Regions from separate parts of the Mus musculus genome. Here all the other regions are linked to region 1. A link is a loop called in an ENCODE intact Hi-C map of the cell type or tissue named here. Cell type or tissue: heart. All regions are shown on one strand.

The links. Hi-C counts contacts between places; a loop is a spot of excess contacts. Peaks named below come from ENCODE experiments on the same cell type or tissue, not always from the same donor. Only the 100,000 strongest peaks of a DNase experiment are listed, where the experiment ranks them.
Region 2: a loop joins it to region 1, with 2.8 times the contacts of the local background. A loop is called at or near these places in 4 of 42 quality-filtered maps.
Region 3: a loop joins it to region 1, with 3 times the contacts of the local background. A loop is called at or near these places in 6 of 42 quality-filtered maps.
Region 4: it touches region 1 in a loop (3-fold over the local background); 9 of 42 quality-filtered maps call a loop at or near these places.
Region 5: it touches region 1 in a loop (4-fold over the local background); 3 of 42 quality-filtered maps call a loop at or near these places.

What each region holds. Positions count from the first base shown.
Region 1 is chr13:75,705,741-75,710,740 of GRCm38, forward strand. Ell2 (elongation factor for RNA polymerase II 2) reads left to right here and starts at 1,744. Exons shown (of 12, transcript NM_138953.2): 1 at 1,744-2,057. The coding sequence starts at 1,911. It overlaps 1700037F03Rik (a long non-coding RNA gene), which reads right to left and starts at 1,417. Exons shown (of 3, transcript XR_873683.1): 1 at 1,339-1,417. In heart, CTCF peaks have their summits at 1,650 (motif pointing left) and 2,276 (motif pointing left); DNase peaks (open chromatin) are centred at 1,671, 2,491 and 2,671; H3K4me3 peaks cover 3,719 bases; H3K27ac peaks cover 3,180 bases.
Region 2 is chr13:75,837,844-75,842,843 of GRCm38, forward strand. Glrx (glutaredoxin) reads left to right here and starts at 2,043. Exons shown (of 3, transcript NM_053108.4): 1 at 2,043-2,332. The coding sequence starts at 2,126. It overlaps Gm41005 (a long non-coding RNA gene), which reads right to left and starts at 3,225. Exons shown (of 2, transcript XR_873685.2): 1 at 2,924-3,225. In heart, no CTCF peak of the experiment used is centred here; DNase peaks (open chromatin) are centred at 2,058 and 2,458; H3K4me3 peaks cover 2,402 bases; H3K27ac peaks cover 2,446 bases.
Region 3 is chr13:75,875,063-75,880,062 of GRCm38, forward strand. It overlaps Rhobtb3 (Rho-related BTB domain containing 3), which reads right to left. Exons shown (of 12, transcript NM_028493.2): 9 at 3,735-3,908; 10 at 2,311-2,477; 11 at 1,109-1,205. Among named protein-coding and RNA genes, the nearest start is that of Gm24163, 28 kb to the right of the region's middle. In heart, a CTCF peak has its summit at 3,061 (motif pointing left); no DNase peak of the experiment used is centred here.
Region 4 is chr13:75,225,235-75,230,234 of GRCm38, forward strand. No RefSeq gene overlaps it. Among named protein-coding and RNA genes, the nearest start is that of Pcsk1, 140 kb to the left of the region's middle. In heart, a CTCF peak has its summit at 2,556 (motif pointing right); no DNase peak of the experiment used is centred here.
Region 5 is chr13:75,939,848-75,944,847 of GRCm38, forward strand. Rhobtb3 (Rho-related BTB domain containing 3) reads right to left here and starts at 3,977. Exons shown (of 12, transcript NM_028493.2): 1 at 3,684-3,977; 2 at 3,360-3,585. The coding sequence starts at 3,685. In heart, a CTCF peak has its summit at 3,070; DNase peaks (open chromatin) are centred at 1,174, 3,684 and 3,984; H3K4me3 peaks cover 3,009 bases; H3K27ac peaks cover 2,109 bases.

The DNA of each region.
Region 1 (5,000 bases):
ATTCCTTCTGAGACTTTCATAGCAAGCATTCATAGAATGCTTGAGGGTCTGGAAAAGGGGGGATTTACTAAGGTGTGGGGTGAATATAGAATTAAAGGCAATTATAGCCCAAATTGTATTTAAAAGCTAGAAAAATACCATGTAAATATCTATAAAAAAAAAAAAAATCCAGAAAGACGATGGTAGGGCTTTACAATAATGAATGTCTCGATTTTTAAAACAAAAAGGGATATCTTCTTTTTTTTTTTTTTTTTTGGTTTTTCGAGACAGGGTTTCTCTGTATAGCTCTGGCTGTCCTGGAACTCACTTTGTAGACTAGGCTGGCCTTGAACTCAGAAATCTGCCTGCCTCTGCCTCCCGAGTGCTGGGATTAAAGGCATGTGCCACCACGCCCGGCCAAAAAGGGATATTTGTACAGAGTGCCTATCCCTGCTTTTAAATCTTTCACTTGTTTGTTTGTTTGTTTAGTTTTTGCTCTTGTTTTCTGAGACAGGGCTTGGTTTGAAGCCCAGGCGGGCCTAGAACCTACCTTCCACAGTCAATCTCCCAGCCTCAACTTGGCAATTGTTTGCTTTTTGTCTTGTGTTTCTGATCAGCCAATTAATTGACCTTCTCAGGGGAAACCTATCTAGTCTATCCGCACACAGCTTAAAGAGGATTGCTGTAGGCACCCTCCTTTAGCCATGCCCACACACAGTGTAAACTGAAGTGGAAACTAAGCCAAGCCTCCTTACACTTTGGCCTCTACCTCCTCCATTTAAACTCAGTAAGACCTCCTAGCCTAAATAAAACCAATGAAAGACACAGATCTCAAAGAAGACTCAGAGAATGGGTGGTATCATTGTTTCTTTTTACCTACCTCAAGGTCAGTTATACTCTTCAAGGGCCTTTGAAAGAAGAAACCCCGAACAGTATGGTTTCCCCATGACCCATAAAAAGGCATAACCCTGATCATATGATGAGCTCCAGTGCATATTCTATTCCTTTGAAGTCACATACATGTATGAGTTGATTTTGAAAGACTCTAAGGTCCAACTCTATTTATTGTATCATGACCACCACTCAAAACACATTTAATGCACTGGTATAATTTTGTGCTTAAGTTTTCCACACAGTCTCACACAACTACTGAAGACTACAGCTGACTTGGTAATTTCAAGTCTGGAATTAAAAATAAACAAACAAACAAACAAACAAACAAATAAATAAACCTTTGTGCCACCCCAGTACTGAACTTCCTTTTAAGGAAAAGCTCTCTTGAGACAGCCTACGGTGTCTGCACCACAGAGCATATCAAGACCCAAAGCTTGTGCAGCTGTCAGGAAACAAAATCCGTACTTGGTCATCTGTCCTGCCTTCACCCCTACCGAATGGGGATCTTCACTTCGTACCGCAAGAACAGGTTGACCTATGTGTTCGGTCCACTATTACCTCTCAAGGGGCGGGGCTCCGACTTAGGCTCACTTGGTAACCTTGACACCCAATTAGCAGGGTTCTGCCCCAAATCGGTCCAGCCAATCGCCGCAGGAGAGCCAAGACGAGACATGACGTCAGATAAGATTAACTCGACGCGTCACCCCGACGTCAACCTCTCCTCTGTCGGACGTCCCGTCCTGAGAGCAAAACTCCTGCGACTTTGGGCCCCGCCCCCTTGAGGTGAAGAGCAGCCAATGAGGGAGGCTCTGTGGGGATTCAGACCAATGAACAGAGTCCAGGGCGGGGTGCGGGCTCGAGGGTGGGGCGGCCCGCAGCTGTGGAAGCCCGAGGTCTAGCTGCGCGCAGTATATGACAGTACGTCAGCAGCGGGATGGCCGTAGCTGTGGCGGCGGCTGCAGGAGCCCGAGCAGCCGCGGCCGCAGTGGAGGCTGGAGCCCGAGCGGCGTCCGCGGTGGCACCCCGGGGAGTTTAAGATGGCGGCGGGGGGGGCTGCGGGACTGCGGGAGGAGCAGCGGTACGGGCTGGCGTGCGGGCGGCTGGGGCAGGACAACATCACCGTGCTGCATGTGAAGCTCACCGAGACGGCGATCCGGGCGCTGGAGACTTACCAGAGCCACAAGGTGAGCGGCCGGCCGGGCAGCGCTCGGGGAGGCGGCGGCCACTGATCTTTCTGCCGGGCGCCTGGCGCCGCGCCGGTGGGGCGCTGGCTCCCGCTGCTGCCTCCGCACCCGCCGAAGGGAACGAGGCCAGCCGCGGGCGCCGACGCCGCGGTCCGGGGCCTCTGGATCGAGGGCGCGGGCGGGCGGCCCCTTGTGGCGGGGTCGGCCTGGCCGGGGCTGCGCGGCCGCTGCGGGACTTTCCGACAGCCGCCCGCGGGGTTTCTGGCTTGTTTGGTCCGGAGGAGGAACCGGGTCCTTTGGGAGAGAAGTGTGGCGATCGCCTTACCCTCGGAGGGGGCGCACGGAGCTACCAGTAAAGAAGCGAGGGTCGGAGGCCGCGAGCGGTCAGAGTTTTCTGGGAAACGCGGAGGGATGGCTGAGTCGCTGAGCGAGGGGCAGCGGCACTCCGTGGGGGTGAAGACATAACTAGTACTCTCAGGGACTCGGAGACACTGGCACCCCTATTGCAGGCGAGAGTGTACATGGTGTACTCGGGAAGGCCGGGACACTGGCGCTGCGAGGAGGGGGAGGGGGACACACCTTGCACTCTCGGGGACTCGGGGACTCCAGCTCTGTGGGTTGGGTTCCCGGAGACACACCGCATACCGAGTGGCCGCAAACCGACACCTCATCTCCGGGAGAGACACCAGAAGACTCAAAATCAACTAGAGCCTGAAACAAGACGGCCGGGTCTGGGGAAAGGAATTCTCAGAAGCTCCGCGTAGCCGAAAGGCGCTCCGCGTCCTGTGCTGGCTCGCTGTCTGTTGGCGAGGAGCGAGCCCGAAGGTTGTGGGGAGACAGACGGCTGACTGGATGAGATTCTGCTCTTTTCCTGGGCCCCAGAGAGAGAAACCTGTGGTCTCCGCCTCATCCCATACTCTGAGCGCTTGACTCCACTAGAGGAAGAGGCTCCAAGGCACATACCCTGTAGCTGGAGTCCAAACCCAGGAACTTTCGCACAGAAAGGCACCGTAATGACAATTTAACCAGATGGGGGTATAAGGAAGCCGATTATGGGCATGTAAAAGGGGGTGGGGGAGTAGGGAGACGAAAGTGGACATGTTGTCGAAGGGAAAGACTATACCATATGGAAGAGCCAGGGGCATTTTGTTCAGAGAAAAGAAACAAACAGCTACACCCCACAGGATTTTCTAACAAGAAGTTCAGTGCCTACTAAAGAATATATTCCAATATGTCTCATAAAACAGGCACAGAGGGACTCGGACCTCACATACTTAGATAAAAGTGGAAAAAGAACTAACATCTGTTGAGCTCCTACTAGTGCCAGGCACTTTAAATGCATACAGAGAAAAATAGTCTTAGGCAGAGCCATCGTGAGAAGCAGAAACCTGGGCCAGCAGAGCTTCCAGAAGCTCCCACACACATGCACACACAGAGAGAACATAAACAGTTGTGTACATCTTGGGAGTATATGAGTTCACCTGACAGAAAAGGAAAGATCCAGATCATATGCTCTCAGAGGCTCCCAAAGAATTGATTGGGCACGTGTTATGCACAGAGAAGCATATGGTGGAAAGTAATGACACGTTTTGTGGAGATTAAGGGGAAGCCAACAGGGAGGAGTGCAAGTATATGGAGAAACAGACCTTCCACCCAGGGAGAAGACCTCAAATAAGGCTTGGAGAGCAGTGTAGAGCCACCAATAAAGACACAAAGATCCAAATAGCAAAACTGAATGTGCTAGTAGCTACTCTCCAGACAGGTTCACAAGCAAGAAAGAGGCCAGTACCAGCATGAAGTGGGAGGCCCATCTGGGGAAAGCCAGGCAGGAAGGCAGGGGGGCCAAGGCTGACAGAGAAACTCAGCCCTGCAAGATGGAGAGATAAGGTTGTGGGTTCCAGGGGCATAGGAAGCAATGACAGTGGGAAGAAGTGAGGTAAGGGGACATAAGGAGAGGAAGAAGAGGAGCCAAGCCCCCAATTAAAAGACAACAGAACAGACCTGGGGATATGGAAAGGCTGAGGCTGAGTTAGAGTGGTGTAGAAAGTTAACTCTGAGGGTTCGGGGCGGGGATGGGGATCACCCCCTTTAGGAAACAAAAGGCAAACTGTACAGTTAAACAGGGATATTTCACCATACACTGGTTCAGGGAATTGGTGAAGAGGTCCACTTAAAGAAAAGAGAAGGTGCTGCCCAGGATAACTGAAGTGACAGACCACCCCCGACCCCAGTGTCCAATGGGGCCCTGAAAGGGAGTTTGTTTTCTTATCTTTGTATGGCCTTCATTTCTGTCTGGTGTTTTCATACTTGGAATTAAGGTTAGAGTGCCCAGCTCACCTCTGTTTATATGTCATTATTTTAACAGAGACAGAATATCAAATCTTGTTTCTCTGTCAACTCTCTGCTTAGATGCTGTTTTAATGTTGCTTGTTTTAATTACTGAAGTCCGTGGCTTTATTCTGAACTGTTCTTAGTCCCTGTTCCTGTCTTCACCCATTTTCCACTGCTGGCATATAAATTAGTACATTGAATCAGTCCCTGGGTCTCCATTTTTCTAAATGTGGCATGCTGCGGGTGGGTGGGGTTGAACGAGCTGACTCAGCCTTTTCTTTAGACATTGCGTTGCTCTCAGTTAACCAGCTCCTGTCCTTAGTTGGGTCACTTAAGCTATACTTTGGGGTTTTCTGGGGGGTTTTATTTATTTATTTATTTATTTATTTTAATAAAAACACTTGTTAAGAGGCTTCGGAATCGAGTCTAACTTAGGATGAAAATCACAACCTTGTAGGGACATGGGAAGAAGTTAAATCAGGGTACTCTGGAATAGGTAGCATAAACCTGTGGGCATGCCTGGGTACCTTTCCTGGTTCATCCAGACCAGGGCTGACCCAGTAACAGTTGCTAGCAGTGGGCATCTGCCTGAACCCTGAACCCTTTTATTCT
Region 2 (5,000 bases), 130 kb after region 1:
GGCTGGGCCCCCAAGAACAGTGCAGCATTCAGTTGGAGTAGTCTGTGTTCAGATCTAGGAGGCAAAACTAGGAGAGCTTGGCTATTCCATGTACTGCAGAGGACAGTAAAGATGCCTTTAACTTTCTGCCCTAGCCATAAGACAGATGATTGCGCTTAGAGGCTGAGCAGAAAGCTGGGCAGTTTGAACACTAAGTCTGAGAGGCTGAAGGCAGGGCTTCTCAGCAGACAATGCTTTCCTGAGACTTGGAGGGGAGGTCCACATATTATTAAATATTAGATAAGGGCTCAGATATTAGTCTCAACTAATCTGAACTGCAGGACAGACAATAGAGTTCTCCTGTATCCAGGTACTATCATTTATAAGATTTCAGGTAAATATAGTAGACTGCAAATCAGATGTTGTAAAATTATAGAAACAGTATACTCAGACAAGGATCTTCATCTGTCTGGAGTTTGGAGTTAGGCATAAAGTGAGACTCCAAGCCCCACGTGACTCTATACAGGTCTCTTGGGAGGTCCCCACATTTCTGCACATGATAAATTCACACTGGTTCTAGGATGCTTAAGTAACTGAGGCATTTCAACAGGCAGAGAGAGATAAGGAGGTCAGATTGCAACAAAGAGGAGGTAAGGAAAACAGGAGTGGCAAATATTGAGACAGGGCAGAATGCAAGAGACCGAAGATCATGGTGGTTCTCAAAATGATCTTTGAGATAGATGAGAGAGTCAGATTGTTAGGAAAAGGAGGAAGGGAAAGACCAGACAAATGAGAAGGAGAGAAAGACTCTAAAGGAACAGCCTGAGCTGGGTGCTTATTCCCCAGGGTCATGTGAACAGCAAGAACCCTCAAGAGGTCCTTGAAACAGCTGGCATCAGAAGGTTGCCAGAAAGTTAAGACTCTAGCCCTAAACTTGTTCAGAATTGTGGGAAGCTATGGGCTGAGAGGTCTACAACCCTGCCATGGGCCAGCCACCTCAGCCATGCAGCCAGGCCGCTTCTCCGTTGGCAGAACTCTCTCTCCGCTTCTTCTGTGGCCCTGACTATTACCATCTGACTGTTATTTTGCCATTTGATGTGGGTAACAGTGAGAGTGACAAAGAAAGCAGCCCCCAGAAGTCAGTTTACTTCTCTTTGGTCACAATGTGCACCAGAGCCGTCACCAGGACATGACTGTAGTCTGACCTCCTGTAAGATACTCTGGTTCTACTGTGGAGCTGGTTGCTTGCTTGGAAAGGTGCTTCAGTCTGACAGGAGTTTTCTCTTCGACTTGCTTATCTACCTCAGCACCACCTCCCAAAGCACCTCAGCTCACTGTCAAAACAAGTCAGACAGGAAAAGATCCACATTCTGTCTGGAATCTCAGGTCAGGGGTTATGGGAGAATTTGTTTCTTACTGAACTGCTATTCAAAGGTCACCAGCCCTAAGGCTTTTGGAGTAAGAGAGACCTATTAAAAAGCTTAGCTTCACAGGTAGGCCCCGTGGCAAAGTTCAGTCACAAATCTACCCCACTGAAAAGGGCTCATTGTTCACCATGAACTCAGAGCATGGCACCCCACTTTTTAAAGACAGAGAGAAAGTACAGACAAGCACATTTTTACATGTCAAGAACCAAGTCCACTAATCACACAAGTACCCACCTTACAGGGCAAAGAAAGCATGCCGGTGCAACCCACAAGGCCCAATCACTATGCAGTCCCCACATCCTATGAAGAGCCAAAGCTTTCCTGAATGGTTGTGTTTTTATTTTTCAAAACAACCGTGTTTCCAAAAGAAGAGAGAGAGAGAATTTGTTCTAAGAGGACCTGGGGCCTCCTACCCAGAAACTGGTCTGCGCTGTCTCTGCTACCCTAGAGGGTGACTTAGTTCTGTTCTTGGGGAGGACACAAGACAGCCTGTTATAGCTTACACAGCCAGTGTGCAATGGTAGGCCTAGGAAGTACTGACTCATACCAAAATGAACTGACTTTGGGGCTGGCCCTTTAAAACTGAAGCATCCTACTTGGTAACTCCTCCTCCAAGGAGGTTCCTTATTAAATGAGAGCTGCTGGCTAAGCGCCGCTGCATTACCGGACCATTACTTTCAACTGCACGTTCCTCCCTGGAGAAGCTGCAGCCTGTCAGCATGGCTCAGGAGTTTGTGAACTGCAAGATCCAGTCTGGGAAGGTGGTCGTGTTCATCAAGCCCACCTGCCCCTACTGCAGAAAGACCCAAGAAATCCTCAGTCAACTGCCTTTCAAACAAGGTCTTCTGGAGTTTGTGGACATCACAGCCACTAACAACACCAGTGCGATTCAAGATTATTTACAACAGCTCACCGGAGCGAGAACAGTGAGTGTGTTTAAATGCTAAGGAAGCGCTGGGGTGTTGCTGTTTCCTTTCCAGAGCTTTGTAGACAGCTAGCTGTGCCTTTTCTAGGATGCCGTTGCCTGGGCTCTGTCCTTCAAAGCAGCCAGAGGACTTTGCAGGGTGTGGGGGAGGGACTCAAGGGAAGACACTGCTCAAATGAGTGGGCAGCAGGACTGCCTGGGAGGACCAGAAGGCAGAACGCTGGTTGGTGTGTGGATAGTGGGCCTGACAGCTGGGCTGGCGGCAGTTAAGTGTTTATCTGAAGGCTTTGTTTTAAGCACTATTTTGAACTGGCAGTGTTCTTCTGGCAAGGCAGGAGGCAGCTTCGAGGCTGGATGTGATCTCTAGCTTTTATGTTATGGATGGGGGCCATAGGCACTCTCTTCCCCCTGTTAGCATGTAGTGGGGTCTGCGGCCCTTCCTTTTCTTTGCACTAGGCTTTCTTTCTTTATCACCTAGTTTGTCCATTCTTACCTAGCCCCACCCACTAGAAAAGTAAATCCTGGACTCCATTTTTGCCTGTGCTGCCTTAATTGTAGGATATTTTCAGGTCTGGTTATCATGATAACTTACTGTATGATCTGATGGATTCTTGCCTTGGAGATCCATCCTCAGTGACGCAGGCTGCAAGATTAGAGGGAGCGCTTCAAAGTCCTGTTCCACAAATCCATATGCAGCTCTCTAAGAACACCTTCCTCCTCAGAAAAGGCTTTCTTTGTGCCTGGGCTGCTGCTGGAATGCCCAGCTCAACAGACTCCAGTGCTGGAAAGTGAGCTTGTTGTACAGTTAACTGGAGTGTTGGGGACAAAGCCGAGGCAGCCCCAACAAGCCAAGAACCTTGGCCACCTGCCTCCAATACCAACTAAAGTGACGCGTGACAGTGAAAAGCAGAGGAAAGAAACTTCCTCAGTGAGGCTTCATTGGGAAGCTGAAAAAATACAGATGTCCATGGATGCCCAAGTCCATAAAATGTATGGTGTGTGTGTCTGTGTACCCTTGTTTACACAACAGCCCAGTGGTTAATGTTGGATGACTTATTTAATCACTCTCAGCCTTACTTTGGTGAGACACCGTCCTTCACTGAATCTGGAGTTCACAGGCTGGGATGGACTGGACTAGCTAGCAGCCAGAACGCCCCTGGGATCTTCCTATCTAGATCTCCCCAGCTTGTGATTTGCACCCAACTTTTTTCTGTGGATTCTGGGGGATCAAACTAAGGTCCTCACTCTCATGCATAAGCACTTACTGATGAGTTACTAGCCGAGCCATCTCCCTTCTTAACTAGAATCTCCTGTCATCTTCTTAAATGGAAAGCCCGGGGTTTGCAGGCCAGGTCCAGGTGAAAACCCCAGCCCCACCCCTCCCCCACTACCCCTGACTCACCTTAGTCTCAGGTCCAGTTGCTCTCCAGGGGTCAGAACTGTGTGAAATTCTCTTCCTGTGAGGTGGGTTTCTCCACTGACTAGCACCAGGATTTCAGCCTTTCCCAGCTCTGGTTTGGGGTGAAGGTGGGGGTGGGGGTGTGTTTGAGGTTCTTTGTTTTTACACAGTCTGATAGCTAAAGGGAGAGGCATGGGTGGTCTTTTTAGAGTATCCCCTTTCCTGGGAGAGCAGTCCCGCAAGCTCACTTCTTTTCAGGAGCACATTGCAGGGCAGTGTTGGAAGAAACACATTTTTTACTTGAGCTTTAGTGCGACTTGAATGGTTTTCTCTGGGATCTTGGTGTAAAGCATTGGGAATTATTTCATTCAAAAATCTGCATGGTAGTGCCAACCATAAGTGTGTATTTTACAGCTATAGGACGAGGTCTTGGAGCAGGGACACAGCAGAGTGGACAGGGAAGAGAGGCGTATAGACCCTCCAGGTCCTGCTCCAGCTCCCACCAGACATCCTCCTCTCCTGTAGAGTGGGATTGCCTGGGAGAACTTCAGACAATCCCATGCTCAGGTCAAATTCCACATTAGTTGCCTCATAACAGCAGAGTGGTGTAAGACCTGTAGATGGTCCCAGTTACAACAGAATTAAAGAAAATGCTATTCTTAGCTGAGCAGCACGGGGTCTGGAGAAAAGAAAAACAAAACAAAGGCAACAAACCAACAAACAAAAACCAAAATTTCTTCATTTAACAAATGTTTGCATTGATTTGTAAAGCAACACTATTTTTGCAGTGGCCTTTCAACTTTAAAAGTATAAAAGGTGTGTGTGTATGTGTCTGTGTGTGTACATGTACTGGAGGCTGACCTCAGGATGTTTCTCAGTCACTCTCCACCTTAGCTGTTTTGAGGAGGGGTCTCTCAGTGAACCTGTACTCTTGCCATTTTGGTTAGACGGTAGCCAGTGAGCTCCTGTGCCATGCATGACTGTTTACATGGTCGTTGAAGATCTGTACTCCTGCTGTATCCTGAGCCATATCCCTGATCCTGTATACATACTCCCTATCCCCAGCAGGTTCTTGAGTCCAAATCTAAATGCATCTCTTTTGAGGGAAGCACAAATGTTTCCAACTCACTGCTTCTGGTGCTGAATAAGGTTGTGTTTGCATTTTAAGAATGAGAATTTGAGAGTAGTTGGCTGTTTCAGTTGTTCTGTGTGACCCATGACCTCTGGTATACAGCAGGAACTCAGCAGGACCTGATTACAGAAACAGTCC
Region 3 (5,000 bases), 170 kb after region 1:
CAGACATGGAGGGGAGCCCAGAACTCTGGAGTCTGCTGCTCCATTCTCTTTCCCTCCACTTATCCTGTTTACCCCTAATCCCTCTGTAGCACTCTCCAAACCCTCAGCCATCCCCATACAGAGTTCTTTGTCCTTGACTGGCACTCTTTCCTGTCCTTTTCATGAGTCACCTACTCTGACAAACACCCCACCTTGTTTTCCTTCCTATTATGCAGTTCCAGGAAATCTCACCCTTTGCTTGTTCTGAAGCTGAGACTGGCCTAGAACTCAGAATTCTACTGCCTCCACTTTCTTTTTTTTTTTTTTTTTTTTTTAAAGATTTATTTATTTATTGTAAGTACACTGTAGCTGTGTAGCTGTCCTCAGACACTCCAGAAGAGGGAGTCAGATCTCGTTACGGATGGTTGAGAGCCACCATGTGGTTGCTGGGATTTGAACTCCTGACCTTCGGAAGAGCAGTCGGGTGCTCTTACCCACTGAGCCATCTCACCAGCCCCTGCCTCCACTTACAAATGCCGAGATCCTGAGCATGCACCGCCACGCCTGGCTGCCTCATTTTAATCGTTACCAGTTACCTCAGAAATCACTCTACAATTATCTCCAGTAATTCCATATAACCTTCCATAATACTTGGTTAATAAGAAAACTATTATTTCAAAGCTCCTACATAGATATATATATAGATTATCTAAGTATTAAAGATGACATCTTATAAAATAACAATACTTATATTTCTATGAAAAGGAAAAAGCTCAACCATATATCGTTTAAAGTTTGCTCCTGACTGAATAAGGTCTCATTTACCACAGCCAAGTGGCACCTGAGGACACTTGTCACCACTTTAACACTCCTACCAGAAAACAAATTAAACATGAATGAACACTATAAAATAATCATTAGAAAATGTATTGTGTAACCTAGGCCACGCTGCTTATGAAACCCAGGTGACTAAAGCTGAAGTGTCCTTAGTTATATAGAGGAATTAAAAGGAAGTGGGTAGCATTATATTTATGTTCTCAAGTTAAAGCATTTGTTTCTGTTAATTATGTTGCAAATCACAAAGGAAAGCTATAACATTTTCTTTTCAAAGCAGAAATCAGCAATGTACCTGAAAGGTCTTGAAATTCAGGCTTTTGGCTGAATATGAGGTAGTTAGTGGCGATGAAATGAAGCAGCCAGGTGGAAAGGCAGTCTGAGTGGTGAAACTGCAAGAAAGGAAAAAGAAAATGCATTCCATTTCCGATCTGCTCAGCTGTGTGCTCAGAGGCACTGCTCTGCTGTGCACCTCTTCAGCTTCCATATGCTCAGCTCTTTATTGGAGCGTCCCCCAGCCTGAAGCAGGCTGATGCAGACCTTGTCGCCACTGAGGTGGGGCCACCTGCAGTGCAGCTTTCCGACTTGGCTGGCTTCCTTTGAAGTGACAACTGCCCTGCTCTTCTGCTACCTGCCTAGAGGCTGAACCTATCTTCCTGAGACATTCCTGAATAAGCAACAGCATGGCGACATGGACTGGCGGGGGGGGGGGGGGGGAAATCCCCCTTTTAAGCACAGTCTCTTAATAAACTCGATGACCTTGATCAGAGAAAAATTTGTCTTGGCTTCATTCTTTTCTCGCCACCTAGTCTCTCTTTCAGCCCCAGCCTGCCTTCCAGAAATACCTGGTTCGTGTAGGCCACGGGCCAGCCTCCTACTACACTTTATAACCACAGCTGTTCACAGTGACTTGTGCAATCTGCATGTGTCTCCCAGAATTAGTAGGAGCACCATTCTTAACAGTGAGGGCCTGGGCATTCGAGGAGCCAGAAGCCAGTGAGGTGATACCCAACTTTACACTTTTCATTTTCCTAGATTCCTAATCAGCAAGGCTTGTCAGGTGAACTCAACAAATGTTCACCATACCACTGAATTCGAAAATATGCTCATGAAATGAATGAATGATTAATGAATGAGGGAGAAAGGAGTTTTGGGAACTATGTCAGTTGGCATATACAGACTAATCCTACCATTTTCCTTTCAGTAATGTAGGAAGAAAATTCTATTTCCTGTACTGCCACTGTTCTTAACACAGCCACACTCAAGGAACCTGGATTAGTACCACGATTGGGGAAAAAAAAATACGCATATGTAACTTCTAACCTAATGCTTCAAAATTACTTAACTGTAAAAACCAGTGCAAAGAAACTGTAGCCTCATTCAGCCAAACTTTTGAATGAATACTAGTCTCGATATTGCTGTTAAAACACAGAAAAATAAAAGGAGTATCTGTGTATTTTAAATCAAAAGAGCCCCACCCTGACCCAAGCCAACCACCTTGGCCTTTTTGAGCAGGTCTACAATGTCGAGGTTCATGGAGGCCAGCTCCCTGCTGGGCATGCTCTGCAGCTGTGTGATGATGAACAGCTCACAGATGTGCTGCAGTCTAGAGACCTGGTACATCTCAGCACAGATCAGGAGACACATGGCCTGAAAAATGCCAGCTGATGAGAGAGCAAATGAGAGAAGATGTACGGTTAGACTACTGCTCTGAGAAACAAAAAGAAAACACACATTACTGGTGTGTACTTCTATTTGTTACATCTATTACATTCCATTGTAGCTATGACACCAACAACATTGTTATTATTTCGGCAGTACTTAATATAAACAGACCAACAGTCTCCACTTTTCTTGATTAAAAAAATGCTCACATATGCACACACATAAACACTAGTATTTAACTGAACTCTGAGTTTTCATTTTGGCTAATCTTCCCCAAATAACCTTTTAATTCTTAAAGTATTGTGCCCATAGTTGCTATTACTTTCCTGAGCATTTTTTCTGATTAGTGATCACATTTTTTATTAAGTATCCAAATTCCTATTGAGAAAATGATAACAATTTTCTACTAATAACCAATGTTTTCATTTTTGCCAAGCAAAAATAGCAAGTCAACCCTTATTAATATCAGCATTAACAACTCCAAAACACAGAACTGGGAAGGAAGCCTGAGACCATTGACTAGAGAAGGAATTTTCTCATTTGAGCTGTGTTTGAGGAGGGAGCCATCTGGTGGACAAATAGGATAAAACATTCCTAGGGGCTTCTGCACCTTGTTCAAAGGATTGTAATCTCCCAAGATCAGTTCTAGTGTGTAGCTGCTACACATTATTAACTATTATTAACATTGCTAGTGGTTAGTGAGAGAATTTGGTTAGTGAATTTAGAAATAAATCCTATAATCTACTGGGATTCTAAACATCTCAAGGAATGTTTACAGATATGCCAATTTTAGGGGAGTCTGACTTTGGAAGTAGAGCAGCCTTTAAATATTCTACACTCTCAGAGCCAGAAATATTACAGGAGTCTCACAGTACTAAAAGTCCTGAAAAATATCTCAACCAGATGTGAGGATTATGAAATCTGTTGTCTAGCCCTTCTTATTTGTGCTCTCTAAACTCTAAAATTAGAGCAACCACTAGGTACCCCAAATAACTGTTCCCAGGTATCTAGAGCAATCAGTAACCTTGCTGCTAGTGCCAGCTAGGACACTGGAGTGCATGAACTTCAAATGGAAGATCCATTTGAACTAACTGAGAATGCAATGTTCTCCCTATCTCAACTCCAAACTGCTCAGCAAATGCCACGGTATCAACTCTGATTGACCTTAAACAAAACAGATTTCACCGAGAGCAATCTATCAAAACGAGTAAGAAGAAAGTATGATGAGATTGTCTTATACCATGCAAAATTCATACCTGGGCAACAAGAGTCTGTGTATAAGTATTCTAAAAATGACAAGAATGTCTCTTTGGAAACGCCATAAACTGGAATCAGTACACTCTTGGCTTCCATATAATTACCATTAAACATGGCAGCCATCACTTCACATCGTGCCACCAAGATGGCCCTGTGGGCTGGCACAGTTGCTCCTGAAAGGCGAGAGAGGTAAACAAATCAAGAACTGTAATACTGTAGAGTTCCAAGCGTGTTCAAACTGGAGGGCCACTGTCCATGACAGGCCAGGCTGCTGCGTAGAAGCCTCACAGGGGATATAACTGGCATTGCTCCAGAGGCTTCTTAAACAGCATAGAAACAGAGTTTTAAACTTGTCTTAGAGCCCAACAATCTGCAAACCAGACAAACAGTTGTTAGTTTAGATTTCCTTAAGACCAAAGAATTGGAATGACAGATTTTGCCTTGTGTTTTTAGAACAGCATCTATCCATCATGATTGACTTGAAATACTGCTACCTCTGACCATGTTCCACCCAGGAAAACATCTCAACCATTACCTTGTGGTCAACCTCACACAGAACTGTCTTGGAAAGGATTTCCTACACCAGGAAAGGAAAACTGCAAAGCAAAGGAAATAGCCCACCTCACAGAAGGAATGGCCAAGAGGCTGTCCCGAGCCAAGCCAAGGAGCACAGTCTTGACCTTGGGGACATTGCAGAGCTGATGAGCATGGCCATGCCATCTTCCCACTGCTGCAACACAAGCAGAGCCTTTTCTGTGAAATGAGAAGCCCCTGAGCTGGACACTGACTCTCTAGGGAAACTGCTGAGTTTTCCAGATATGGTTTCACTTCACAAAGACAGCACCAGATGGGATGACATGGAACTCATGAGGTTCCTGTTGTTGTAATGTCTACCATGAATCCACATAACAGCCTTCAGTTCCACAGATCATCACGGAACATCCACCATCATTGTGTCAGAAATGGTGAGAAACCAAATCTTTTAAGTCCAGACTCCATTTTAGAGAACTTGAACTCAGGTAAACTAACAGGCCAGTACCTAGCATTCACTTCCAAGTTATACTTCCCCCCACCCCCTGCAACAAAACCCGAGCCTAGCTCCAAAGTCTAGGCTAACCACAACAAATCCAGCATTTCCAAGTTAATTGCCAACAAGTCCACACCCAGCCTCATGATCACCAATGCTGAGGGAAGCAGAAATTATGGTTTGACTCCCAGCATCAGCCAATTATGCTAAAGGCCATAATAGCTCTCCAATATTAGCT
Region 4 (5,000 bases), 480 kb before region 1:
TGCCTTGAATTTTTAAAAGGCTCTCCCAACTTAAAATATTCCCTAAAAGCTACCTGGGACCCTCCATAAAAGCCAAGTAGAGATTTTATTATTGATACTGGTTTTTACATTTACATTTTCTCTTATAGATGCATGAAGATATTCAAATAATTTTCTTGTGGTTATATACACGTTTTCTTGGCAGTATGGTATCAAAGTTGTGATTCCACTCTTCTCTCATATAGTGCTCAAATCAAGTTGCATAGCTAAAGCGCATGGATGGTATCGGTACCTGACAGTAGTTAAGATCATTGCTAAGAACCACTGAAGCCAGGCACCTGGCCTCTCCTTACTTTATTCAGTATTAAGAGAGATGTTTGTTGCCATCTTTTCCCTCATAAACATTTTTATTTCCAAGCTAGAGCAAGTTATGGTGCTGTTGTGCATAGTTACTGTACCCATAGGCCAATCCATAGACGGACACTCAGAATTGCTACCACGACAGTGGCACTCAGTTCAAGACTGAAAGATAAATTGGGCTTGCCAAGGTGCAAAGGTCTAAGCAAGGACCAGAATCCAAGGCTCTGAGGCACAAATAGTCAGGCAGTCTTCCAAGTACAAAGTGTTACCATGTTCTTTCAATGACCTCACCTCTGGGCTGAGCCATCTGCTATCTCAAAGACCCTCTTCCCAGGAGTCCACATCCAGGAAGAGTGGGCTAGAACTCATCAAAAGCAACAGGTGAGCCATTTATATTATGGAACATTAAATTTCTGTGAACTAAACTTCAGAGCAGTTATCTTTAGGGAAGTTGTAGTTGATCACATGTTTCTCTTCCAGAGTCAAAGTCCAGGCATTTTATTATGTTTATATATTCTCTGGGCTTTGGGAGTTACTGATACTGTAAGTTCCACGCCCCACGGAACTCTAACATAGTAAACAAGGATTTCAAATGAAGAAAGAAGGGATAATAAATGAAGCAGAGCACAAGCAAAACAGGAAGGGATGAAACATAATGTTAGGTTATAAAACAAGGAACCATGCAAAACGGAGTACAGTCGTGACCTGGCGTGTTGGAACCTGAGGCCTGAAATATGTGTTTAAAACACGAAAGCAGACCAAAAGTAGATTTTATTTTCATTTCTTTTTCTTTTTTCTCTTTTAACCTTTCTGTCTGATACTTGGCTTTTCCTGAGATTTATGTAAGCAGCAGCAGTTGAACAACTTCTATTTTGTAAATTTCAGGCTTGAAAAAATAGGGATGAACAAGACACTCTAAGTAAAATCTGTCCATCCTTTTCCCTTTTAAAAAAAGTTACCTCAAGTTCTTCTAACAAGTGATTCTGAGTAGATGAAGCTAAGACAAAAGAATAACAAGATGGAGAAGGAGAAGGAGAAGGAGAAGGAGGAGGTATAGGAAGAAGTGGTGGTGGTGGTGGTAATGCTGGAAGAAGAGAGAATAAGAGAGGGACAGAGGGAGGAAGGAAAAGAGCTTTCCCCATGGCTTTGGCAACTTAAGAAAGAAGAGGTCAAGCAACAGTTTTATTGGTTTCTAAGACATCTGAAGTATGTTCTTAGTTCTCCATTCTCTGATCCTGCCCTGAGGACTTCTAAAGTCACAGACAGTGGACAGAAGAAGAGTGTCCCTGCATCCAGGCTGCCCTTTGCCCAATACAGCAGGTCAGCTTTAATCTTAGCAGTGTCTTTCATCTAAAAGGGCATATGCCAAGCAAGATGTTAATGTGACACTCTGCACAAGCACACATTATGAGCCCCAAGTGCAGATGTGGCTACATGCATTTCAGAGCAGCCAGCTAGCATCTACAGAAATTCAGACACCTTGATGCCCAGTTGCTGTGTGGCTTTGTGGCATCTTCTACCAGTGTGTCTATGAATATAATTTAATATTATTTAATAGTTTTCTAATAATTTACTCTTGCTCTATCATATTAGAGAATTCTCTAAAGTCACTCTGTAGCAAAACCATAAATTACATAAAATACAGCTTTACATAATATTAACCAGTATTATATATAGATATATAGAGATTATAGTTGCCTTTACCATCATCCTTTCCGTGGTTGAAAACCAAAAAAAGGATATACTGGTGTTAAGTAAGGGTTGCACTGGATGAAGTAGCTTGTCAGGGTGACTGTGTTTGCTCTCTTCACAGAACAAATTCTTAAACGCTCCAAAGTAAGTTTTATTTTTGCTTCAGCCTAGTTTTAGTTGTAGGGTTTGTTAAGCATCAGGTTTAAATTTTCCAGCTTTCCAAATGCCAGGCAAGAATTGGGGCATATCGCTGAGCTATGGCCTGATTCTTATGTTTACTTAGTCATTGACAGGGTCTCACTGTTTTTCTCAGGCTGGCCTTGAACTTGAGGTCCTCACACCTTTACATCCCAGATAGCTGGAATTAAAAGCCTTCACTACTAGATTTGACTTGAAAAATATTCTTTAGTCAAATAAAATCATTTTGAATTAAAATTTGACATTGTTCAAAGCATGCTTGATGGGGAAAAATAACTGGAAACACTCGTCATGGCAGATCAGGTGTGTCCTTCCAAGGAGTTCCACTGGAGGGCAGTGTGTGCTTCAGAACAGGCGAGTGCTTCTGGGTTTGGAGCCGCATTGGTATGAAAATCTACACACCTTGGCAAGTTTTTAATCACAGGGGGGCACAGGAATACTGTATTCCCAGTCCTCCTTCTGACTGCATTGAGGATTAAAACAACTAAAGTGACTATTCAACTGAAGCCTGTCTTTTTTACAGACCCAAGCATGAAGACTATAATAGTTACTTGAAATTCATAAGACCAACTTAAGTCTTCATAGCAAAGCATGTGTACTGGAGAAAAGAGGAAGCAAGGAAAGAAAAGAACAGAGTGGTGGTAGAAAACTACCGCGAGCATTATTACTGCAGTCAGTGAGGCATGCTGAGTGGTGCTGGTGTTTTCAGAGTGGGCTAGAGCATGCTAGACAAGGAGTGGGTTTCCCCTGTAGGATTCTGAGTGGATTTAGACAGGTGGTTTTGGTCCAGAAGCTCTTGAGCAGGGGCACAGAGCAGAGCAATTACAGAAACCCTGTCCAGCGAGGCAGTTGTTGAGGTGGTCAAGGCCAGAGAATGCTCAGCTCTAACAGTGTATGGAGAATAAGAATGGAATCAGTCTGAGAGACAGAAAAGATGGACATGTCCTAGGATTTAATAATCAGTTTTCTGAAGTGGAGGAGGGAGAAATTCTAACATTTTATAACAGGGGAAAAAAAAGTGACAAATAGAAATTGAAGAAAATGGAGGAAGGTGCGTTTTGAGAAATGGAGCCAAACATCTGGAGAATATCCAGAGAAAAAGTACCTAGGAGGTGATGGAATTGTTGAGCCTGAAGATCAGGGGAGGGACGGTAAGGTACTAAAGACAGTGTCATTGGCACAAAGTTAGTAATTAAAATGTTGAGTGTGGATAAGCTCATCCAAGAAGATTGCCAGTACTGGGAGGAAAGAAACAGACAGCTGGACCACCCAGCACAAGTGGTGGGAAGCAGAGGAGGCCACAGTGAAAAAAGACAGAAACAAACAAGACAAACCAAGAGCAGAATTCTCTGTGGAGCAGTGAAACTCAACCAACAGAGGCAAATGCCCCAGAAATGAGCTGCAACACAAAGTCCACAACAGCTAGTGTGCAGGTACCTAACAAGAGAAGCAGATTGCAGAGGCTGCCAACAGTGAATATAGTCTTGCTCCATATAGGTTAGTCCTTTATGAAGCTTATATGAAAAATAAAAAAGAAGACATAGGGTCCAGAGAATAAGGGGAGTAGGTCAGAAGTAGATTTCTTGTTACTGAATTCAAGTGAATCCACTAAAAGTAATCCCTAGCAGAGGGATGCTGATGTTTCAAGAGGGAGGTTGAACTGTAGAGCCTGGTCTTGGCAGGAAAAGCTGAGGTTAGCTTAGCACAAAATAATGGAGACATGAAATCTTCTAAAACTAAAGGCAGACGATGAAAGATGTGAAGGAGAAAAGAAATCAAAGGAACTGGTGCTCAATTGCCTCTGTAGCAGGGTAATTATCCTAGCTTCCTCATACAGAAGGATCAGACCTTTTTTTTAAACAAGAGTTTCTGAAACTACATCTAAAAGTAAAAGAGACTGGTGCTCCTAGGTGGACGTGTGTGATTATGGGGCAGCAGCATGGTAGTTCTTTTCCAGAATTTTGTATAGAACACTATTTAGTCAGGATTCTACAAACAGTTCTTCTCGTACCTACAATGGTGTATGTTTCTAAATGACCTGATAATACAGCACTGGTATTGAAGTTAAAGGAAATGAGTGACAGGATGCACTTTTATTTTTATGGAGTTTTTATGGAGAAAGAGAAAACAGTGACAGCGACCATGAGGCTGACCGTCACCCTCAACCTGACCCTCACCCTTACCTTCACCCTAACCTTTCCTTACCCTATCCTAACCCAGTAGCTGAGCATCAGGCTCTTCTAAGGCAGTTCTCTAAAGATGGATGCCATGAGCTGTCACACAGACATTAGCTCCTTAGTCATAAAAAGGAGTCCACCTTCCAAGTTGGGGTCAGCAGAATTAAGTGGGCTTGAGAAAAGAGCCTCTGTCCTTGCCCATCCTGAACAGCTGAGCAGGCTAAGAAGAGAGTCTGCAGGTTCCAGGCTAGCTGCCCTTCAAAACTGCTCATCAGCCCCTGGAACCTGAGGCTTTCAAAAATAACTGACACCGGACATTGCATGAGAGATGTATAATCTGAATTAAAAAAATAGATCCATTATGACATTTCTTGTACTTCCATGTGGACATGACTTCACCCCCAGTATAGCACAAATTTCTTGACAAAGTAAGTTTGACAACAGTAAAGATTGTGTTGAATAGGTTACAGATTTGAGAAGTTAAAAGTCAGGAAATTATATTTAAAAACTCAGTCTTTAGACTCAAGAAAGCAAAGTTACTGTTGGACAGAATCTATCTATTCCTCATAGTTGAGGATCAGCTGGACCTACTCC
Region 5 (5,000 bases), 230 kb after region 1:
GAACGCTTAGGAGGTGAGTAAAGTGCTGGACTAGGAATGCTCACACCTCGATCTGTGAATGTTCCAATCAAGCAATATCTACGTGACAGAGCTTTTAGCCTATGACAGAAATGCCTGTTTACAGAGAGAGGTTCTTGTCCCATCTCCATACCTAACCTCCTTAGGAAGTCTATTGAGAACGAGAGTTGCATTGCAGAATTTTTAAATAGGGACAAATTATCAACAACACTAAGAGAACACAAAAGAACAGAAATAGGAAGGCAAACAGAGCTATCAGGGTCTGACTGAGGACAATTCAGGATATAGTATTAGGGTATAAGGGGCAACGGGCACGGGGAGAAGTGGCCACACCGATATAGCTCAAAAAGATGAGAACACCTAACTCCCAAGTCAACAAAATGCAAACTCTCACAGGTCTAAGCATATCTGTAAATATTCACATTCAGAATATGCAAGTGAAACACAGTAAGGAAGCTGAAGGGTAACAGTAATAACAAGAAAACATCAGAGACCTGGGATTCAAACCCAACAGCCATTGAACACCTAGAAAACAAGGTAGAAAGTGGTTTTCACATTCCAGTAGTTAGGAATCCAGAGTTATCAGAGAATTATGTGGGGGTAGGGGGGGGGGCATTAAGAGAAAACATGGGGAAAGGGGGCTTAAGTAGTAGCAATTTACTCTGTGGTATTGAGGCTAAGACAACTGCAAACACTTAGTTGTAACACAATCTAGAGCTTCAAGCCCTGTATAAGAAAATAGTAATAAACATCATGGTTTATTCATTTTTTTATCCATTCATTCATTTCTCAATTCTTTGAGACTGTCTAATGTAGCCCAGGCTGGCCCAAACTGATAACTCTCTTTCCTCTGCCTCCCAAGAGCTGGGATTATAGGCAGGAGCCAGGAGGTCCAGCTAACCTCATTGCATTAGAACATAATTTTTACAGAGAGGAAAACAAAAATCTAGAAATATGAAATTAAATAATAATATGACTACAAAGGAGAGAGGTAGGAGAATATAAGCCATGAACTTTATCTAGTGAATTTGAAACAGATTTCTTTTAAAAGTGTCAAGATAGATGGCAAGCAGCCAGAGTAGGGCCAGCCAGCTACAGAAAGTAACTAGAAAAAAGGGAAGCTCTCCCAGATCCTTCCAACCCCATGGCAGCAGCAACGCCTTCCTTTTAGGCTACATCACAGAGAAAATGATCCACTGGTTTCTAGAAATATGAGGAAATCCATGTGTCCCAGCCCTTGTAAATCAGTTCCAGGATTTCCCTGGGATGTTACACAACAAACTTGAGGGGGCCCACACTGGAGAGTCAAGCTTATCTTTTAAAACACAAAATCTAAGTTCCTACAGGGAAACAAGAACTTGATTCATTCTGTTTGATGAGTGTGTGCAGGTCCTGCACTGGTGTAAATCTTGACTGACATGAGAAACTCTCCCATGCTTAGTGTAAGTACTATATGACTGCACTAAAGCTGTAATATGCACTTTATTATGGCAGCTATCGCTTTTGGAGCACCTAGAGCCACCATACTTGGGACTTTACCCTTCAGCACAGCTCTAGGATAGATAGGGAAAATAAGCCTGAGAGGGGGGTGAGCAATTTACCAAAACCACATATAGTGAGAGCATGGGGTGTGAAAGCTGTTCCTTTTGTTGTCCAAAGCGCTGTTTGATATTCCGACTCAGTACATATGCCAGTCCCAGCTGACAGGCATCACCAACCTTCATATTTCTGGCAGAATTTACTTGCATTCAAGAGGAAGACCCAGAAGCTCAGAGTGAATAACTGCCTATTTAATTCACTGCGCTTGAGGGCTCATCCAATCTGGGAAGTTGTACCCAGTGACGAATGTGTCGTCACAGACTGTGAGCACACACAATTGGAATTCCCTTTATAAACCATGACAGTCAAGATGTGACAAGAGTCAAGACCACAAAGCTTATTTTTCACCCATTTTGAAGATTTTGTGTTATCTATTTTATTCTTATAAAATGGCTGGCTCTTGGCTAAATGGACACAGGCAGGAAAGGGTTAACTCTCAAATTAAAACAAAACAAAACAAAAAGCAAATCCCAACATCCTAATTCATCTTCTCTTATGTTTTCTGTGTCTACTCCATTGATTCATTGCACATTTATTCAACAGTATACTGAATAAGTAATACTTTTAGGCTACAAAATCTTTCATAATAAAAGGGCTCAAAGTAACTGTGCCTACCAGTCCTCCCTAGTGGCATCTTTTGATACTGTCATCACTGTCATACTTGAAGGTTAGGTAGCATCCTTTCATTTATTTCAGCACACTGATATGAGTTTCCAGTTAAAGAGTGCTTTCTTTCCATAATAGGAAAATATGCTCAAGAAAATTTTCTCTTTACTTTTTACACATTTCTATTCAAAAGTATGCTAGTTCTCCTTAGCTCTGGTAGTTTTCTTAAAAAAAAAACTGTCTTTTTAATGTAAAAATCTCACATAATTTGTACCTTTTTTAAGACCCAAAAGTTTAAACATTTATATATTATGTATATATAGTAATCTTTAGCTGAAAAATATATAACTACAATATCAGCAAGAAATCACAGATTTAAAATTAAATGAAGACACTTGAAATACATAGTGCTACTGTGTTATGAAGATATTTGTAAGTCAGGGAGCTGTCTTCTTTGTCCTTTTATCAAACACTTCAGAGTCAAGCTACTCAAGAGACAAGCTAAGACTTATTTTATTCAACTATCATAAACATGAAGATTTATTTAAGTTCTTAGTGGTATTTCCAATTTATTAACCACTAAAACAAAAGGCTAATATATGAGCATTAGCACTATTAAAAACTAGTCTTTTCAGAGGTTAATAATCAACAAATAAGCCATTTAAAATTAGTTCTCAAATCCCATTCTTTTTTCCCTTGTTCCCATACTATTTTTGACCTGTCCCTGTCTAGAGTATTTTTGCCTACGTTGAGCTGTAAAGGGCAGTATTTATAGAACACATCTCCCTATCCTCCACGAGGTGGACATGAAAACATGACTCTTGGCCAGTGGAACTTCGCGACCCTGTTTGGGGTTGGCACATTCAACTGTCAGCTGTCCATCCACTAAAGAACAAGTCTTGAAACACAGTAACGGCTCTATATTGCCCTGGGGCCATTTTACCTTACAGACGTGACTGGGCTGCCCCCACCACCTCCAAATTGTAACAAAGGATGGGATTTGCCAAAAAATGTAAAAACACAAAAACAAACTAAAAAAACTCTCCAGGCAATCAGGAAATTAAGAAACAAGGGGAGGAGGGATCCAAAAAGGCAAGCTCCTTCCTCCTGGGCACCGCGCAGCCACTGCCCCTTACCCAGACGGGACAGTCGTGCACCACCAGCTTGACGTTCCCGAACGCACTGGCCTGGTACTCAGTGAACACCGGGCGCGCGACCGTGCTGGCCGCGTTCAGCAACAAGCTACTCTCGTCCCCCGACACCAGCGGGCTTCTTCCCAGGTATGTGCGGATGAGCCCCGACGGCCGGTTGTCCTGGTGGAACGTGTCGCCCTCGTTCCCCAACGCCACGATGTGGATGGACCTGCGGGGCCGAGAGGGGCGCGGTGAGCGGGTGGGTACAGCCAGGGCGCGTGGCACGTCCCGGACCCAGACCGTGGCAGAACGGCGACGCGTACGTACATGATCGCGGCTGGCAGGGCGGCGCGGAGATGGCAGCGGGCGGCCTGGCGGGGGCCCGGGCGACGCTCTCACTGCAGTCAGCTCATCCCCGGCCGCGGCCCTCCCGCTCCTACGACGCGGCGCTACCGACGCAGAGGAGCGGGCCGGGAGTGAGCGGCCGGCCGGGCGCTGGCAGCGCTGCGGTCCCTGGTCGCCGCTCCTGGCCGCCGCGCCTCCGCCCGGGCTCCGCCTCCGCTCGGCGGGGCCGGAGGCCCGCACGTGTCGCCCCGAGAGTCCGGCGCGCGGGGGAGCTGGCTGCTGGCCGAGGCCGCGGGACACAAAGGAGCGGTGGGCGCGGGGACGACGCCGGAGCCCGGGAGCAGCTCGCCGCCAATCCGCCTGCAGCAAGTTTCCTCAACTCGGAAGGCTGAAACCTGAGCCGGGAGCGGGGGAGGGGCGGCCTGGCCCCCGCCGGGGACCAGAAGAGAGCCCAGCCAGGAGGCAGCCCCCTGCCCACCCCGCGGTCCCGTACCCACCCCAGCCTTCGCAGAAAGTGTGTTATCGTTTTGTCAATTTACAACATGCGCTTTGGCTGTTTTGTAAAATCGTACTTGTGAAGAAGGAAAAAAAAAAAAGGCAACATTCATGCAGCTGCAGAAAAGGTTCTTTGTTCACGCACCAATTAATTTGCGGGTGCCACTTTGGAAAGGTCATTTACTATTGCAAGCTATATTTGGCATATTTTAACCAAGATTGTGGAATTTGAAGTGTTGGGATTTTTAATGTGTGTGGTTTAAAAAAAAAAGAAAAAAAAAAAAAAGAAAGTTGTAGCAGTTTACTTGGATTTTTTTCAGTACACATTCCAGTTACATTATTTAATAATAGCTCACTGAAAAAGAAGGATCATGTTAATGTAAGGATATTTTAGATTCTTTCGTGATGACACACAGAAGTAAAGCTTGTGGAGGCCCCAAAAGGGCCTCAGACTACCTCCAGTATAAAACACCATGAGGACTGCTAATACTAGGACAGGCCAAAGGCTACTCTGGGGCTCCCTCATAAATATTAAAATTCTCACAAGCATCTCACACACAGTTAAGAGTTCTTGTTTATCTTTTTGATTATTTGCTCTGCTTTGAAATTGGGCTTGTTTTCTCTGTTAAGTGGACCTGTTTTGAGAACTAGATGTTTAAAAGGTCCTGGGAAGACTGAGGAAAACAAGAAGCTGGGAGATGGCCACAACTGTTTATTAGGAATCAGTATTGCTCAGCTGAGACAGAATTAGCTTCCTGTCCATAGACAGGGCAGGGCAGGGGGCGTTCTCTATGTAGTTTACTT